2 separate regions of the Homo sapiens genome follow, and region 2 is linked to region 1. Evidence: read pairs that join two places in POLR2A ChIA-PET (ENCODE). Cell type or tissue: PC-3. All regions are shown on one strand.

Region 1 (8,000 bases):
CCTGGGTTCAAGCTATTCTTCTGCGTCGGCCTCCCCAGTAGCTGGGATTACAGGTGCCCATCACCACGCCTGTATAATTTTTATATTTTTAGTGGAGACGGGATTTCACCATGTTGGCCAGGCTGGTCTCGAACTTCTGACCTCAAGTGATCCACCCGCCTCAGCCTCCCAAAGTGCTGGGAATACAGGCGTGAGCCACCGTGCTCAGCCCACAACAGTTTGATAGTGCCTCCATGGTCTATACCCCATTTGATGAGACGACTACTCTGATCACATGCTCGAATATTGCAGCAATACTTAATTGCTATAAAAATTTCCAAACGCTGATTCTCGGGTTCAGCATTTATTTTGTTGTGGATGAGGAACAAAGGGGTCACAGAATAGCCCTGACCCCAGGCAGCACCACACTGTTCCAGAGAGTCAGTTAGAACTCCGTGAAATGCCTGACCATGACCTCTTGGCCTTTTGGAGAAACCAGATGGACACTGGCTGGGAGAATGGAAAGGGCTGCGTGGCCTGCAGGCTGCAGAGGGTGGGAGTGAAGAGAACCTTGAGAGCAAGGAGGGGCTGCAGAGGTGACAGCAGGGGAAGGAGGGGATCAGAGGCCTGGGGGTGGATACTTTCGGGTCAACAGTTACAAATTGGGCAGAGGATTTAAAGGAGTGGATAGTGGTGGATGGGGACCATGGTGAGCTCAGAGCACGTGCCTGTCTAAGAGGTGGTTGTTCCTCAGCACTCCCTGGGTGTAGCATGAGGAACGTGGACTCAGTGTCATCAGATCTTCCACACTTCCAGGAAAAGCCAGAGATCTCTTTTTTTAGAATTTTGTTTTTCTTGACAGAGTGTCACTCCGTCACCCAGGCTGGAGTACAGTGGCGTGATCTCGGCTCACTGCAACCTCCGCCTCCCAGGTTCAAGCAGTTCTCCTGCCTCAGTCTCCCAAGTGGCTGGGATTACAGGCATGAGCCACCATGCCCGGCTGATTTTTATATTTTTAGTAGAGATGGGGTTTCGCCATGTTGGCCAGGCTGGTCTCAAACTCCTGACCTCAGGTGATCTGCCTGTCTCGGCCTCCCAAAGTGATGGGATTACAGGCATGAGCCACCGTGCCCGGCCTCATTTTTTTTTTTAGATAGGCAAGCTCCTGAATTTAAAAGTGGCCAGTTATTCAGAACCTTGAAGGCACCGTGCAGACCAAGCCAAGGCGCATCCGGTGTGTGCGTCCTCTCCGGTTGGTGGTCTCACTGAGGATGAGGCTGGGGTTTGGATCTTGTGGAGGCAGAGCCTGTGTCCTGAGCACAAGAAGGCATGGGATGGGAAAGGCCATTTTCAGCAGCATTTGATGGCATCGAGGTTAGCCAGGCCAGACGTAGAGGGCACTCCCTTTGGGGTCCCCCTTGTTACTGGGGCCCTCTCTGACCCTGGGCTCTGGGGATTGAGGCTGAGCTGCATCTGCATAGGAGTGGATGCAGCGGTCGTGTGGTCATTCCAAGCTCAGCCCGGGCTCGGTTCCCACTGTCCAGCCATCTGCTGTGGTGACAGGGGCCTGAAGGGAGGGCTGCCTGTGTTCACAGGAGCCTGCCATCTGCCGAGAAGCCACCGCAAGCTCTCCCTGGCCTGCCATCTGCCGGGAGCCTCCTTGGAAGGGAACTGCATTGTGCTGGAGAACATTGTTTGCCTGGCTGAGTGTGTTAGACCCTTGAAGGACTTCAGCGCCTCCTCCTAGGGCTCTTTGTCCAGGACGTGGTCCCTTCAGTGCATTTGGGGGCGGGCTCTTTACTGCAGATGTGCTTCAGCCTCTTCGGATTTTTGTATCTCCTGACAGTGGCATTCCTGAGAGTGAGGGGGAGAGAGCACAGAGAAAGAGGTGTTTTCTCTTTCTGGCAGAGACCAAATTGCTTGTATTCCTGGGATCTTCCCTGAGAGCTTGGCAGGGCTGGCTCCTTCGTGTTCCAAGTTTTGGCTCAGATGATGTGAATGGAGACAGTACAAACTGCCTGCCCCCCACTGCCCCCTTCCCCCCGCCCTGCCACCCAGTCCTGTATGTTTCTCCGCTTGACTTGACTTTCAGCCTAGCGCCACTCACTCCCTGTGATGCCGTGTTTCTTGGTTTCCTTCTTTACTGTCTATCTTTCCTGCTGTGTTGATTTTCTTGGCACACACTGAGAAGGGGAGAGAAGTAAAATTTTGACAGATACTGCCAAATTTCTCTCCAAAATAGATCACACCAGTGTGCACGTCAGCCAGCAGTGTGTACCACAGGATTTTTGCCAATCTAATTGGGATAAAAATGATTTTGCATTTTTTGATTATTTACTAGATTGAGCATTTTCCTCTTGTTCACTGGCCATGTTGATTTCTTGAGTAAATTGTTGACTTTCGAAGGATTCATGCCTTTTCTTACTGTGTCTGGAGGATAGAAGGGGTGGGGGAGTTCTTAGGAAAGAGTTGTCCTTGGGACAGACATCCCCAAATGGGCAAGTTAGACTGAAAGGGATCAGGTTTAGCAGGAAGAATGTGCTCTAAAAAGAAGCATCTGTTTCCAAGTTTCCATAATAGTTAATGAAGGTAGGAATGTTCTAGGCACCTCTGGAAGCCTGTATGACCAGAGGCACAAACGGCAAGCCACGCCTTTCCCCAGTCACCTTCCATTAGAAGCCGCTGGGCCCCGTAGACCAGCATTCACCAGTACAAGTTTTGTGGTAAAAGGAGAAGGCTCTGGGTCTTCTCTGTTCCATGAGGTAGCTACTAGCTTATATGGCCATGAAACAGGGCTAGGGAGGGTGGGCGCTGTATTTAATTTAACTGAATTTAAACTCAAAGGGTTTTCAGTGGTTAGTGACTGTTCTTTTGGTCAGTGTAGCCGCAGATCATTGGTTTGGCCCTAATGTAAAACCTTTGATGTTCTCATAGTGTGGCTGTTGGGTTGGGCGAGGTGGCTCATGCCTGTAATCCAAGCACTTTGGGAGGCCAAGGTGGGAGGATCACTTGAATCCAGGAATTCAAGACCAGCCTGGGCAACATAGTGAGACCTCATTTCTACAAAAAAAACAAAAATTAGCCAAGCATGGTGGCATGTGCCTGTGGTCCCAGCTACTCGGGAGGCTGAAGTGGGAGGATCGCTTGAGCCCAGGATGTTGAGGCTGCAGTGAGCTATTAATATGATTGTGCCACTGCACTCTAGCCTGGGCAACAGAGTAAGACCCTCTCTCAAAAAAAAAAAAAAAAAAAAAAAAAAAAGAGACTGGGCGTGGTGGCTCATGCCTGTAATCCCAGAACTTTGGGAGGCCGAGGCAGATGGATCAGTTGAAGTCAGGAGTTCAAGACCAGCCTGGCCAACGTGGTGAAACCCCATCTCAACTAAAAATACAAAAATTGAGGTTGGGCGTGGTGGCTCATGCCTGTAATCCCAGCACTCTGGGAGGCTGAGGCAGATGGATCAGTTGAAATCAGGAGTTCAAGACCAGCCTGGCCTACATGGTGAAACCCCGTATCTACTAAAAATACAAAAATTAGCCGGGTGTGGTGGCAGGTGCCTGTAATCCAAGCTACTCCGGAGGCTGAGGCAGGATAATTGCTTGAACCCAGGAGGTAGAGGTTGCAGTAAGCGGAGATCACGCCATTGCATTCCAGCCTGGGGAACAAGAGTAAAACTCCGCCTCAAAACAAAACAAACCCAAAAGTTAGCCAGGCATGGTGGTGCACGCCTATAATCCCAGTTATTGAGGAGGCTAAGGCAGGAGAATCGCTTGAACATGGTGGGAAGCTTTCAGTTAGCCCATGTTGTGCCACTGCACTCCAGACTCCAGCATGAGCAACAGAGCAAGACTCTGTCTCAAAAAAAAAAAAGAACCCAGTCTCTCAAGAGGATCAGACTCTTCTATTTGCAAGCCTGCCTGTCTGTATTAATATTTCTTTTCTTTTTTTTTTTTTCTTTTTTCCATTTTAGGTACTGTTGTGGGTGTTGTTCTTTACACTGGCAGAGAACTCCGGAGTGTCATGAATACCTCAAATCCCCGAAGTAAGGTGTGTACGAGGTCATGGGGTACATTGACCGGCTGTGGGCTGGTTGGTTCTGGTGGGTGAGTGACGAGATATTAAAATAGGAACACCTAAGAGTGATATTTATACAGACATTTTATCTTTTTATGCATATGTGTGTGTGTGTATGCAATAAATACATATACAATACACATATATAATACAGTACGTAAATATGTAGTTACATGTTTGTGGATATATGACTTTTTTGTGCCTTTTTTTTTTTTTTCTTTTTTTGAGACAGGGTCTCACTTTGTTGCTCAGGCAGGAATACAGTGGCTTGATTTTGGCTCACTGTAACCTCTGCCTCCCGGGCTCAAGCAATCCTCCCAACTCCACCTCCTGAGTAGCTGGGACTATAGGCGTGTACCACCATGCCTGGCTAATTTTTGTATTTTTAGTAGAGATGGGGTTTCACCATGTTGGCCAGGCTGGTCTCAAGCTCCGGACATCAAGTGATCCTCCCTCCTCGGCCTCCCAAAGTGCTGGGATTACAGGCGTGAGCCATGGCGCCCAGCATTTTTTGTGCTTTTAGGTTAAACTGTGGAGCACGTACGGTTTGCACGCCTTGTGTTTCACCCTTCACGTGCATCTCATTTCATCTTCATAACAGCCCTGTGAGTGCATGCTTCCTTTATCCATGAGAAACGGCTTCAGGAAGCACCGTGCCCTGTCCAGGCTACACAGTGAGGACGGGGCAGGCCCATGTGATTCAAACCGTGACCCACCATCACAGCTTACCCCTCCTCCAATTTTTAAGAGTCAGAACATTACAGAATAATTGTCTTTTGTCAGTAGCAGGAAGGAATGCTGTGTCTCCTAAACTTCAGTCATGGTCGCTCCACCATTAGACGTTACAGCCATCATTACAACTATAAAATCGTTTGTTTAATGTTTTAGCCTTATCCTGGGGCATGTTTCTATGAAGTTATGGATATGATTTGTTACTTTTTAAAAGACTAGACATGAAGATAAATGTATTATTATTAAAATAATAATGTCCAGGGCCGGGCACGGTGGCTCACACCTGTAATCCCAGCACTTTGGGAGGCCGAGGCAGGTGGATCACCTGAGGCCAGGAGATTGAGACCAGCCTGGCCAACATGGCGAAACTCCGTCTCTACTAAAAATACAAAAATTAGCTGGGTGTGGTGGCGGGCGCCATAATCCCAGCTTATCGGGAGGCTGAGGTAGGAGAATCGCTTGAACCCAGGAGGTGTGAGCCAAGATTGTGCCCTTGCATTCCAGCCTGGGTGACAAAGCGAGACTCCATCTCTAAATAAATAAATAATAAAATAATGTCCATTAATGCACCACCTAAAAATCGGGTGCCACCACTGGTGTGCGCCCCAGACTTTCAGGCACTGCCGAGTTGGTGTTGGGTAGGGTGCTGAGAGTTTAGGATCTGAGTTGTTTTACAAGGCCAAGGGCACTCTGCAGGGTGGTGGAGGCTATTCAGCACACGACCCAGCCAGCACAGCAGTAACTCGCTGATACATTTCCAAGTGTAAATCTTCTTTAGTTGTAAACATTTTTTTGAGTTTTCAGAATTCTTTGAGTTCCCTTGGATGCCTGTTATGAACACCAGCCCATGGAAGCAGTGTTCTTAGACCAAAGATATGAGGATCGATGGATCCCACTGTCCTACCTGGGGTAGAGGTGTTTGTAGGGGAAGGACCAGCTCTCCGGCAGGCTGAGTTAGTGCAGTGAGGCTCAGCTCACTGCAGCCTCCACCTCCTGGTTTAGGTTTGAGATTAGTTACACCAGCTCATCTCAAGCCCTGGTTTGTGCTTCGTCCCACAGATCGGCCTGTTCGACTTGGAAGTGAACTGCCTCACCAAGATCCTCTTTGGTGCCCTGGTGGTGGTCTCGCTGGTCATGGTTGCCCTTCAGCACTTTGCAGGCCGTTGGTACCTGCAGATCATCCGCTTCCTCCTCTTGTTTTCCAACATCATCCCCATTAGGTAAGCAGGCGACGAGCTTGAGTTTGGCTGCCGTGACATCTTCTTCTCTTTACTCATTCAAAGATGATGGTTCTGTGGCTTTTATTATTATTATTGTTTTCTGAGATGGAGTTTTGCTCTTGTTGCCCAGGCTGGAGGGCAGTGGCGCGATCTTGGCTCACTGCAACCTCCACCTCCCAGGTTCAAGTGATTCTCCCGTCTCAGCCTCCTAAGTAGCTGGGATTACAGGCATGCACCACCATGCCTGGCTAATTTTTGTATTTTTAGTAAAGATGGGGTTTCACCATGTTTGCCAGGCTTGTCTTGAACTCCTGACCTCAGGTGATCTACCTGACTCAGCCTCCCAAGGTACTGGGATTGTAGGTGTGAGCCACCGCGCCCATCGGCTTTTAGAAGGAGCAGATCTCTTTGTAGAGTGAGGACCAAGAGCAATCAGTCAGGAGTGTGAACCACACTGAGGCTCTAGCACCAGAAGATCACATTCCTCCACAAGCCATCCTTTCTTGAATCAGAGATCTTTCCTTGCCTTGCCTCCCTATGCTAGGGATGCCATTTAGAGCTCCTGTCATCAGCCAGCTCTGCAAGGTTGATAGTGGCTGTTGGGACTGCTGTGTTGAGAAGGATTTTGAGCCTGCATCTGGGCTCAAAGGGAAATGGTGTTGTGATTGACAGCAGTGTCTGCTGTAGGTGTGCAATGAAAGCTTGGTGGCACATGCCAGTCCTTTGCCTACCTGATTTGGAGGTTGAATAAATGGTTATTTATTTATTTATTTATTTTTGAGATGGAGTCTTGCTCTGTCGCCCAGGCTGGAGTGCAGTGGTGCGATCTCAGCTCACTGCAGCCTCCACCTCCTGGGTTCAAGTGATTCTCCTGCCTCAGCCTCCTGAGTAGCTGGAATTATAGGCTCCTGCCACCACGCTTGGCTAATTTTTGTATTTTTAGTAGAGTTGGGGTTTCACCATGTTGGCCAGGCTGGTCTGGAACTCCTGACCTCAAGTGATCCACCCGCCTCAGCTTCCCAAAGTGCTGGGGTTACAGGCGTGAGCTACTGCACCTGGCCTGGTTTTTTAAAGTGATATAAATAATAGATTTTCATAGTAGAAAAAAGTGAAGGCCTGTATTAGCAAAAGAATAAAATATAAATCACCTCTGCTCTCACTACCAAGTGATAATCATTGTTAATAGTATGGGATATACTTTTTTCTAGAGTGCTTTTGATTTTAGAAAAAGGGGAGTTTGGTCTACTAAAATCTGCCTTTACAAAAAATTGGAGCAGTGTTTTGAATAACTTTTCACATCACTTGTATGTGTGTCCCATCATTTTTTAGAGCTGCTCTGTGATGTGGGTTAGCAGTCTACTTTCCCCCATATTGTTCTGTTTGCTTCTACTTTTTCCCCATGATAATTAGTAAATATTAAATTACATATTTTTTCCCTGAAACTTTTAGTGCTTATACTCTGTCTTATACTTGATATATTATCTTATATTTTGTCTTGCTATTTTATATATTTAGATCATCTTGGTGAGAATTTGTCTTTTTCTGGGGACAGAGATTGTCGTTTTGTGTAAAACAGTGTGACAGGGACAGGGGGACTGTGCCCAAGTCAGCATGCTCTGGATGGTGGATTCAGAGGATAAATACATCCACTTTAGTGACTTGACTGCTAGCAAAACAAGTATTCAATCTAAGTGACGTGGTAGCCTTCAAAGTTCTACATGTAACATGATTAAAAATTGGTGAGTCGACTCTTCATTTGTCCCAGGGCTAGCCAGTAAAATGGCAAGCAGTTTGATTAGTTTATAGGATGATGAATTAATGTGAAGACTTCTATTTACTTTGTGCAGTAAAATTAAATTTCAAAATGAGTATAATACATACAATGGAATACTCTTCAGCCTTCAAAAGGAAGGAAATTCTAATGCACCTTACAGTGTGGATGAACCTTGAGAACGTTATGCTAAGCAAAATAAGCCAGAAAAATAAGCCCCCCCA
Region 2 (8,000 bases), 560 kb after region 1:
CCACAATAAACCAGGTGCTGGGATACCCATGACAGGGGAGAATGTCACATTCATCTGTCAAACTGAAATACGAAAGTAAACCTCACCGGGTTGCTAAAAGGATTAAATGAGCGGCTCAGTACATGCCCTGCACAGAAAATACTTGGCAAGTGTTATTTCTTTCCCAGAATCAAACACACTCACTGACATTTATTGAGCCTTTTTTTTTCACCCAGACTTATGTTATCTCATTTAGTCCTCAAAACAGTTCTATAAGGTAGAGATCATCATCGTCTCATTTGTAAGATGAGAAAACTGAGTCAAACAAAGGTGACCTCATTCCCAAGGTCATCAGCTAATAATAGTGGAGCCAGGACTTGAACCCAGGGCCTTTGACTCAGAACCCCACGCTCTCAGTCCCTTCCCTGTATTGTCTTCTTGCTGACAGAGCCCTGTAGGGCAGATGAAGCCACCTACACACCACCTCCCAGCCTTTGCCCTGACCGTTCCTTTGCCTTGAATGGCAATCTCTTCTCTGCCTCTGCAAATTATAACCTGCCGAGGAAACATCCCGCTCCTTCTGGGCTCTTGCAGACCTCACGGTGAGTGCTCAGTCATCCATTCATTTATTCTTTCTCTGACTAAGCAAACATCTATTGAGCACCTACTGTGTGCCAGACACTGCGCTAGACACTGGATATAAACACTAGAGAGTCTTTGTTGGGCCTGCCATTCCGGGATGGAGACCAAAAATAAACAAAACAAACAAATGTATAACTGCACATTGCAGAGATTGCTCTAAAGGGAACTGGGAGCTTTAGCCTGACCGTGAGCACAGAAAACCATGGGGTGGTTTTAAGCAGAGGGTTGGTGTGACCAAACTTGTTTTTCTGGCTGCTGTATGGAGGATGGATTGGCTCAGGGGTGAGGGTAGAGGCAGGGAGGCCAGAGAGGAGGCTAAGGGAAGAATCCAGGTGAGACGGGAAGAGGACTGGCTCAGTGTGGAGGTGGCCTGAGAAAGAGGATGGACATCTTCCAGAGAAGCAGCTTGCTGCCCATCAGATGGGGTGGTGGGGGGGTCATTGCCACTTGCTCTAGCCCTTATGACAGACATTCTGCAGCATTTTTTACTGTGGCTTGTTTCATGACTGTATACATTGCCTCTGGAGTAATGTTCTGAATATTTAACCATCGGTGTCATGAGGGAGAGGCCAGTATTGACTAAATCAGAACAAACTGTGACTCCAGCTTTGGGCAGCATCCCCTGCTGGGCTAGGCATTAACCCTTTAGTTGCTGGATATCAGTGAGGTCCAAGGGATCCCAGGTGAACAGCCTGGGTGGAGGCAGAGGACTCTGGGGGTTTAGGATGACACTATTTGTCAGCAATATTAAAACCAAACAGCACATGCCCCCTCAGGATGCCTCCCTACTCGATTTTAAACTTCTAGGAAGCAAGGCTAGACTTAAGAAAATCAATTAGCTAGAAATTTGTCCAACAGGTATCCCATCCCTTGCAAAGACCTGGACTTCCCTGGGAAGATGTCCAGGCTGACATTTCAATTTTGCATTTCTGCAAAGAGATGCAGAGTCCTCCAGAATCAACCCCTGAGCCTATGAGGGCTACATGTTCTGTGAGCCCAGGACTCAGGAAGAGAACGTGTTATCTGCGGGGGATTGCTGCTGGCAGCCCTGGAGAGACTGTTCTGTGCTAGGGCACACCGCCTCAAGGATGCGGGGATCTTGGCAGACAGTCCTGGGGAGCCCAGCCAGGAGGACACAGCGGGAGGCAGAGTGAGCCGAGCCACTCCTCCCCAGGGTTTGTCCTGAACTTTGTCATCTTGAAATTCTGACATTTTTAATGGTGGAAAGAAATTTTAAAAGATCATGATTAAGAACAAAGAAGCAAAGAAATCTATGTGAGTGAGCACAGTTTGTTCTGGAAGGCTTTCCCTTTGCACATTCAGGTTCTCAGTTCTCCACCTGCAAAGGGGTTAGATTTGCTTTTTGTGCTCTTTGTACTTTAGAAGGATGTTCTGAAGATTGATGAGGGCCTATTAATAGCCACCATGTTAATGGTTCCCTCCCCTCTTCCTCGCCTTCCCTCACTTCCTTCCAGAGATGTTCTACTGATTTAGATAATGGAACATGCAGGCACATTGTGGAGTCTGAACTCTTCTAGCAGCCTCGTTACTATCTGCCTTCATCTTGACATCCTGGGGTGGGGCTGTTATTGTCATCTTACGGGGGCTGAGAGAGGAGTATGACCAGCTGTGGCCATGCTGCTGGTGAGAGGCAGATCTGGAAATGGAACCCAGACCTCTCTGACTCCCCAGTCCAAGTTTTGGGCTGGCTATAGATGGTCCCTAGCTCCCCCTCCCATGAGAAAGTCCATTTTAAAAAGGAAGATGCCCTAGAATTTAAAACCATGGTCAGTCTAAACTGCTTAGAAACGAAGCATGGAAGGAAAGCAAGCATGAAGTCTGGACATGCACCAGCCTGGTTTTGAATCCCCTTTTCCCACTCACCAGCTGTGTGACCTCAGGCAGAGTGTTTAACCTCTCTGGTCTCAATGCCTAGTGAAGGAACAAGGATGCTCTGGCTTTGAAGGCCATAGAAAGACAGCCCCACAGCCTAAAGGTTTCAGAAAAACAGAAAAGCCCAGTGGCTGACGTGAAGAAACTGCAACAGCTTTGGTCAGTCCCGGAGTCCAGCCTAGTTTGGTAGCCTAGTAGCTGTGGGGCTTTGGACAAGGTGCATAACCACTCTGTGCCTGTTTCCTCATCTGTAAAATGGGGACAATCACAGCCCTTGCTGTAAAGGGTGGGCATGAGAATCAAATGTGATCATTCACACCAAATCCCACCATCAGGCTGGTTCTGGGTGTCCATCCTCAAGGATGAAATAAGGTCTAGGCTGCCTGCAAAGGCCTCCAAGCATTTTGGCCATTGCAGCAACTTTATATTGCCACAGCCATCAGGATACCAGACAGTGGCGCCCTTGGTCCCTGACCTTGAGCGGTGGTTAAGAGCAAGGACTTGGAGTCAGATGTTCAGTTCCAACTCTGGCTCTGCTGCCTTCTGGCCCATGACCTTGGGCAAGTAATTAGCTTCTCTGTGCCTTAGTTTTCCCAGCCATAATATTAGTACATACCTCCCAGGGTTGCTATCAGAAGTAAACAAATGAGTATATGTAAATGCCTTGGAACAGTGCCTGGCATATAAAAAATTCCATCAAGGTCTTTCCTGGTATTATTGTTTTTCTCCTCACTTCACATGTTGGTAATCTCCAAAAGAACCAGCTATCTCTGCCGTGGGAAGATGCTCTCTGGACCGCCTGACATTGCCACTAATGACCGAGGACCCCAGCTGGATCTGAAATATCCATCTCCTCTCACCCCTCAGAGCCACCGCAAGCTTGGACTGTGACCTGCTGGGTTCCAGAGAGGGCAAGTCTTCCTCCAGTAGAAGTCCGTGGCTCCATGTCAGTGGTTCTAAGAGGCTTCTTCCAAAGGCTACATTTCTTCTCATAACTATCCCAGTGCGGGCTCTCTAGGCCTGCCTATTATATATAAATACACTTAACTTTTATGGGGGTATGCAGTGCTCTCGGCATAAACCATCTCCTCTGTCCCAAAGGACTAGGGGAAGGGCTGGAACATGGAGCATGTGCACATGTGACAACACCAGGACAGATTCTGAGACCCAGATGATTGGAACCTACACCACAAGGTATCACCCTAGAGACATAAAACATCACTGAAGTCTTTCAATCTCCCCCCACTGCATGTGTGCAATTTGGGCGTGATCCTCCCAGCATGGATCAGCGCATCCCATCTCTCTCATCCTCCTCTGCCACCACTGTGCTTATTAGACCACTGGGGAGGCCTCCTGGCTCCCGGTCCTGCTTCTGTTCTGGCACCTCCTTCACTCTGTGCTGCACACAAGCTGCGCGGGTGATATGGTACAGCAGAACCCCACTGGTCACGGCCTTGCCCCAAAGGCTCCTGAGGCCCTTAGAGCTGCTCTTACAGCCAGCCCAGCAGGGCCCTCCTAGGCGTCTGACTCTCTCTTTCAACCTTAATGGGTAACTTGATCTCAGTCATCAATGGTTAGATGCATGTATTTTGTTTCTGGTTTGCAGATGAAGTAGCAACTGAAGCCATCAGTTCATTCATTCATTGATTCATTCAGTCAACAAATATTCATTGAGGGCCCACTATGCATCAGGCTGTGTCCCCGATGTTCAGGGGACAGTGGTCAGCAAGACAAAGTCCCTGGCCTGGGCCAGTTGCCAGGCCGTAGGGACGTGCAGAAGCACAGCAGCCGGGCCTCAAGAGGGCCCGAGCTTGCTTTAAGGCTCTGCTGTGGCTGTCTGGAAACTCTTAACTGTTTTTAGACAAGGACCCTGATTTTCATCCTGCGCTGGGTCCCACAGATTGTATAGCTGCTCTGTCCCTGCCCTCAGGGAGCTCACATTCCACTGGGAGACAACGGACACTCAGTGAATCTTAAACATCAAGCCGCAGAGGAGAAGTGCTGTGAAGAAAGTGAACCAAGGTGGTATGTGCCAACCAGTGAGGGTGGCCTGGCCAAGGCTGTCAGGGAAGGCTTCCCTGAGCGGGTGCCTAGAGGGAGCCAGGCAGCCAGGCAGTGGTGGGAGGTGGGTGGGGAGAACCTTCCAGGCAGGAGGAGAAGAGCAAGGGCTGAGTCCCTAGGGCAGGAGGGTGTTTGCTAAGCTGAAGGGACAGGGAGGAGTCAGTGTGGCTGCAGCTTGGAGAGTGAGTGAGAAGGCACTGACCTAAGCAAAGCAGGGGGCCATTCAGTGCAGCTTGAGGGGAGGATCCAGAACCCCTACCCACCAGCTCATGGTCTGACCTTGCCCAGATTCACTGCAAGGCCTGAGGCTGGTCCTGAAACCCAGATCCTCCCCAGCGGGATCTCTGCAATGAGAAGGGCTGGCTGGACAATGTTCACCATCCCTTCCAGCTGCAGCCAAGTTGGGACAGCCCTGGGGGGTTTCTCTTGTCCACATGCTATGGATACAATGCTGGGGTGGAGGGGGCAGCCACCATATCTTCCCATGCTGGGGTTGAGGGGTTCCCAGCTCCCCAGCACAGCCCTCAGCTTTCAGGGAGCTTGTCTACTCTTTCTGAGAATCTGCTACCACTTTTTGCAGACCCCAAATGTGAGTTCCAGCCACATCATTCCCCCCACTTCTCTCATTCAAGAACCATGTTCCTGATACTGCCTTATCCTTACACTATTGTGCTGTTATTTACTTCAGGGTCAGGAATCGGATTAGGACTTTTTCTTAAATGATCTTATTTTAAAGGGAAACATTGTACCATTGCTATGTAATACTTGCCATAAATACAAAGTAACCATGAAATAAACATTCTGCAATATCCATGTTATCAAATTCTAGCTAGATAGCATCCTAGCCTCAGGCGTGCTCTGTCTTTGTTTAAAATGGAAATTTGCAAGTGCTAGAAATGGCTTAAAGGAGTTAAGGACTCTAGAAGCAAACAGAGACTTTCTCCTAAATAAGAAGAAAGTCTGAGAGAGAATGAAAAAAGGACCATTTCACCCCGTGACTCAATTTTGTTTAACATCATGTATGAGTATATCTTAAAATTATCTTCCTAACAAAACCAAACAAAACCTAAACCCAAACAAAATGAAACAAAGCCCAAGCCTGTCTGACTTAAGGAAAGACAAGAGGCTGTAAAGAAGTGAACAGGGAGCTCACCGAGACTCCGAGACTCCCGGAGGGCCAGAGACTCAGGGGTGGGGCTCAAAGCATCTTGCAGAACTGGCCCAGGGAAGGTTCCTGGAAGCTCGTGCTGGGCACAGGTGTCACCACCACCATCAGGACTGCTCACCAGCCTCTGACAGCAGAACTGCTGCCATTGCCACCACCCCTAGAAACAGAATGTAGCTGCTGCAACCCCTCACTACAAGTGTGCTCCCAACTTCTTTTTTTTTTTTTTTTTTTTTTTTTGAGACAATTGTCTTGATTTGTAGCCCAGGCTGGAGTGCAGTGATGTAATCATGGCTCACTGCAGCCTGGATCTCCTGTGCTCAATGAATCCTCCCACCTCAGCTTCCCAAGTAGCTGGGACTACAGGCGTGAGCCATCACTTGGGCTAATCGTTGTGTTTTCTATAGAGACAGGGTTTTGCCATGTTGCCCAGGCTCCACCTTCTTTATGTTACTAGCTTCTAATTCAAAATCTGAGTGCTTCATCTGATTGGCAGGACTGGGATCATGTGACTGTCCTCTAGCTGCAAAGCTGGCTGGGAAAACGAGTGACATTTTCAGCTTCTATCATGAGAGGTAGATTTTTGTCTCAAAATATGGGAGATTCCCCAGGCATGGGAAGGGAGGTTGAATACCCAAATGTCAGAAAAAAAATGAGAGACGACCATTACATGCACCACCTGTGCCAAACAGAGTTAACACAGCAAACCCGGCCACCATCCTTTGGAAGGCAAGAAAAAGTCCCTATGAGGTTGACCCTTGGCTAGAGTCTGGGAACTCAGATTTCATGAGGGTCCTACCCACCGTTAACTGGTAAGAGTGGCTTCTGTGCCTAAAATACCTATACAAAGAATAGTGTTTGTGATGAACACCTGAGCTCCTTCTGGGAGTCTGGAATTTTGGTACCTGCCAGGCTGAGGTTGCCACATGATCTGCCTCCAATAAAAATCCCAGGCCCCAAGTCTCTAGTGAGCTTCCCTGGTGGACAACATCTCACAAGTGCGGTCACAACTCATTGACGGGGGAATTAGGTATCCTGTGTGATGCAGTGGGAGAGACTCTTGGAAGCTTGTGCCTGGTTTCCGCCTTCACCTATGAGCCTCTTCCTTTGCTGATTTCAGTTGTTATCTTTTCATCATAAGTCACAGCCAGGAGGATGACCGTATGCTGAGGCCTGGTGAGGCTTCCTACTGAACCGTAAATCCTGAGGGTGGTCTTGGGGCCCCTCCAGCATACCACCAATGTGACAGCCTTTGAAAAACACCCATTCACCCTCACTCAGCAGCTCTCAGAGAGGAGAAAAGTCTAGACACTCTTGGGATTTGTAACTGCTAAACAGTGACAATGACCCTTCAAGGCATGTTTGTGAACTGGGTAAGGCAAATCCGGACAACCCTGTTCACAGAGGGGGAAGCTGAGGCTCAAAGAGCAGAGTGGCCTGCCCAAGACCCCAGGTCCAGTAAGCTGAGAGTGGAAATGAGAGCCTGAGCGTTTCAGACTCCTAACCCAGGGCGCCTGCACTGGGTCACTTCCCCAAAGCCCTCTCCAACCTTATGAAGCCTACATAGGATTCATCCCGCCAGTTGAGGGCTCCATATTGTACAAGATTATTCCAGGCAACCGGAGCTTTATTTGTTTGTTTGTTTATGAGACAGGGTCTCACTCTGTTGCCCAGGCTGGAGTGCAGTGGCACAATCATGGCTCACTGCAACCTTGACCTCCCAGGCTTAAGTGATCCTCCTACCTCAGCCTCCCAAGTAGCTGGGGCTACAGGCACATGTCACCATGCTTGGCTACTTTTTGTTTGTTTTTTTTGTTTTGTTTTGTTTTTGAGATGGAGTCTCACTCTGTTGCCCAGGCTGGAGTACAGTGAACACAATCTCAGCTCACTGCAACCTCTGCCTCCTGGGTTCAAGTGATTTTCCTGCCTCAGCCTCCCGAGTAGCTGGGATTACAGGTGCCCACCACCATGCCCAGCTAAGTTTTGTACTTTTAGTAGAGACGGGGTTTCACCATGTTGGTCAGGCTGGTCTCGAACTCCTGACCTCAAGTGATCTGCCCACCTCAGCCTCCCAAAGTACTGAGATTACAGGCATGAGCCACCGTGCCCAGCCTAATTTTTGTATTTTTTGTAGAGATGGGGTTTTACCATGTGCCCTGACTGGTCTCTAACTCCTGGGCTCAAGTGATCCTCCACCTCAGCCTCCCAAAGTGCTGGGATTACAGGTGTGACCCACCACACCTGGCCAACCTGAGACTTC

Evidence for each region. ChIA-PET counts read pairs that join two places held together with the same protein. Peaks named below come from ENCODE experiments on the same cell type or tissue, not always from the same donor. Only the 100,000 strongest peaks of a DNase experiment are listed, where the experiment ranks them.
Region 2: POLR2A ChIA-PET joins it to region 1 with 17 read pairs; 2 of 35 experiments call an interaction of 5 or more read pairs at or near these places.

What each region holds. Positions count from the first base shown.
Region 1 is chr20:51,672,158-51,680,157 of GRCh38, reverse strand. It overlaps ATP9A (ATPase phospholipid transporting 9A (putative)), which reads left to right. Exons shown (of 28, transcript NM_006045.3): 10 at 3,950-4,026; 11 at 5,845-6,005. Among named protein-coding and RNA genes, the nearest start is that of ATP9A, 92 kb to the left of the region's middle. In PC-3, no CTCF peak of the experiment used is centred here; no DNase peak of the experiment used is centred here.
Region 2 is chr20:51,115,207-51,123,206 of GRCh38, reverse strand. It overlaps LOC105372661 (a long non-coding RNA gene), which reads right to left and starts at 5,817. Exons shown (of 4, transcript XR_007067649.1): 1 at 5,729-5,817. LOC105372662 (a long non-coding RNA gene) reads left to right here. Exons shown (of 3, transcript XR_001754668.2): 2 at 428-581; 3 at 3,273-3,565. RefSeq lists enhancers at 1,732-2,237, 3,419-4,254. In PC-3, no CTCF peak of the experiment used is centred here; DNase peaks (open chromatin) are centred at 876 and 1,166; H3K27ac peaks cover 857 bases.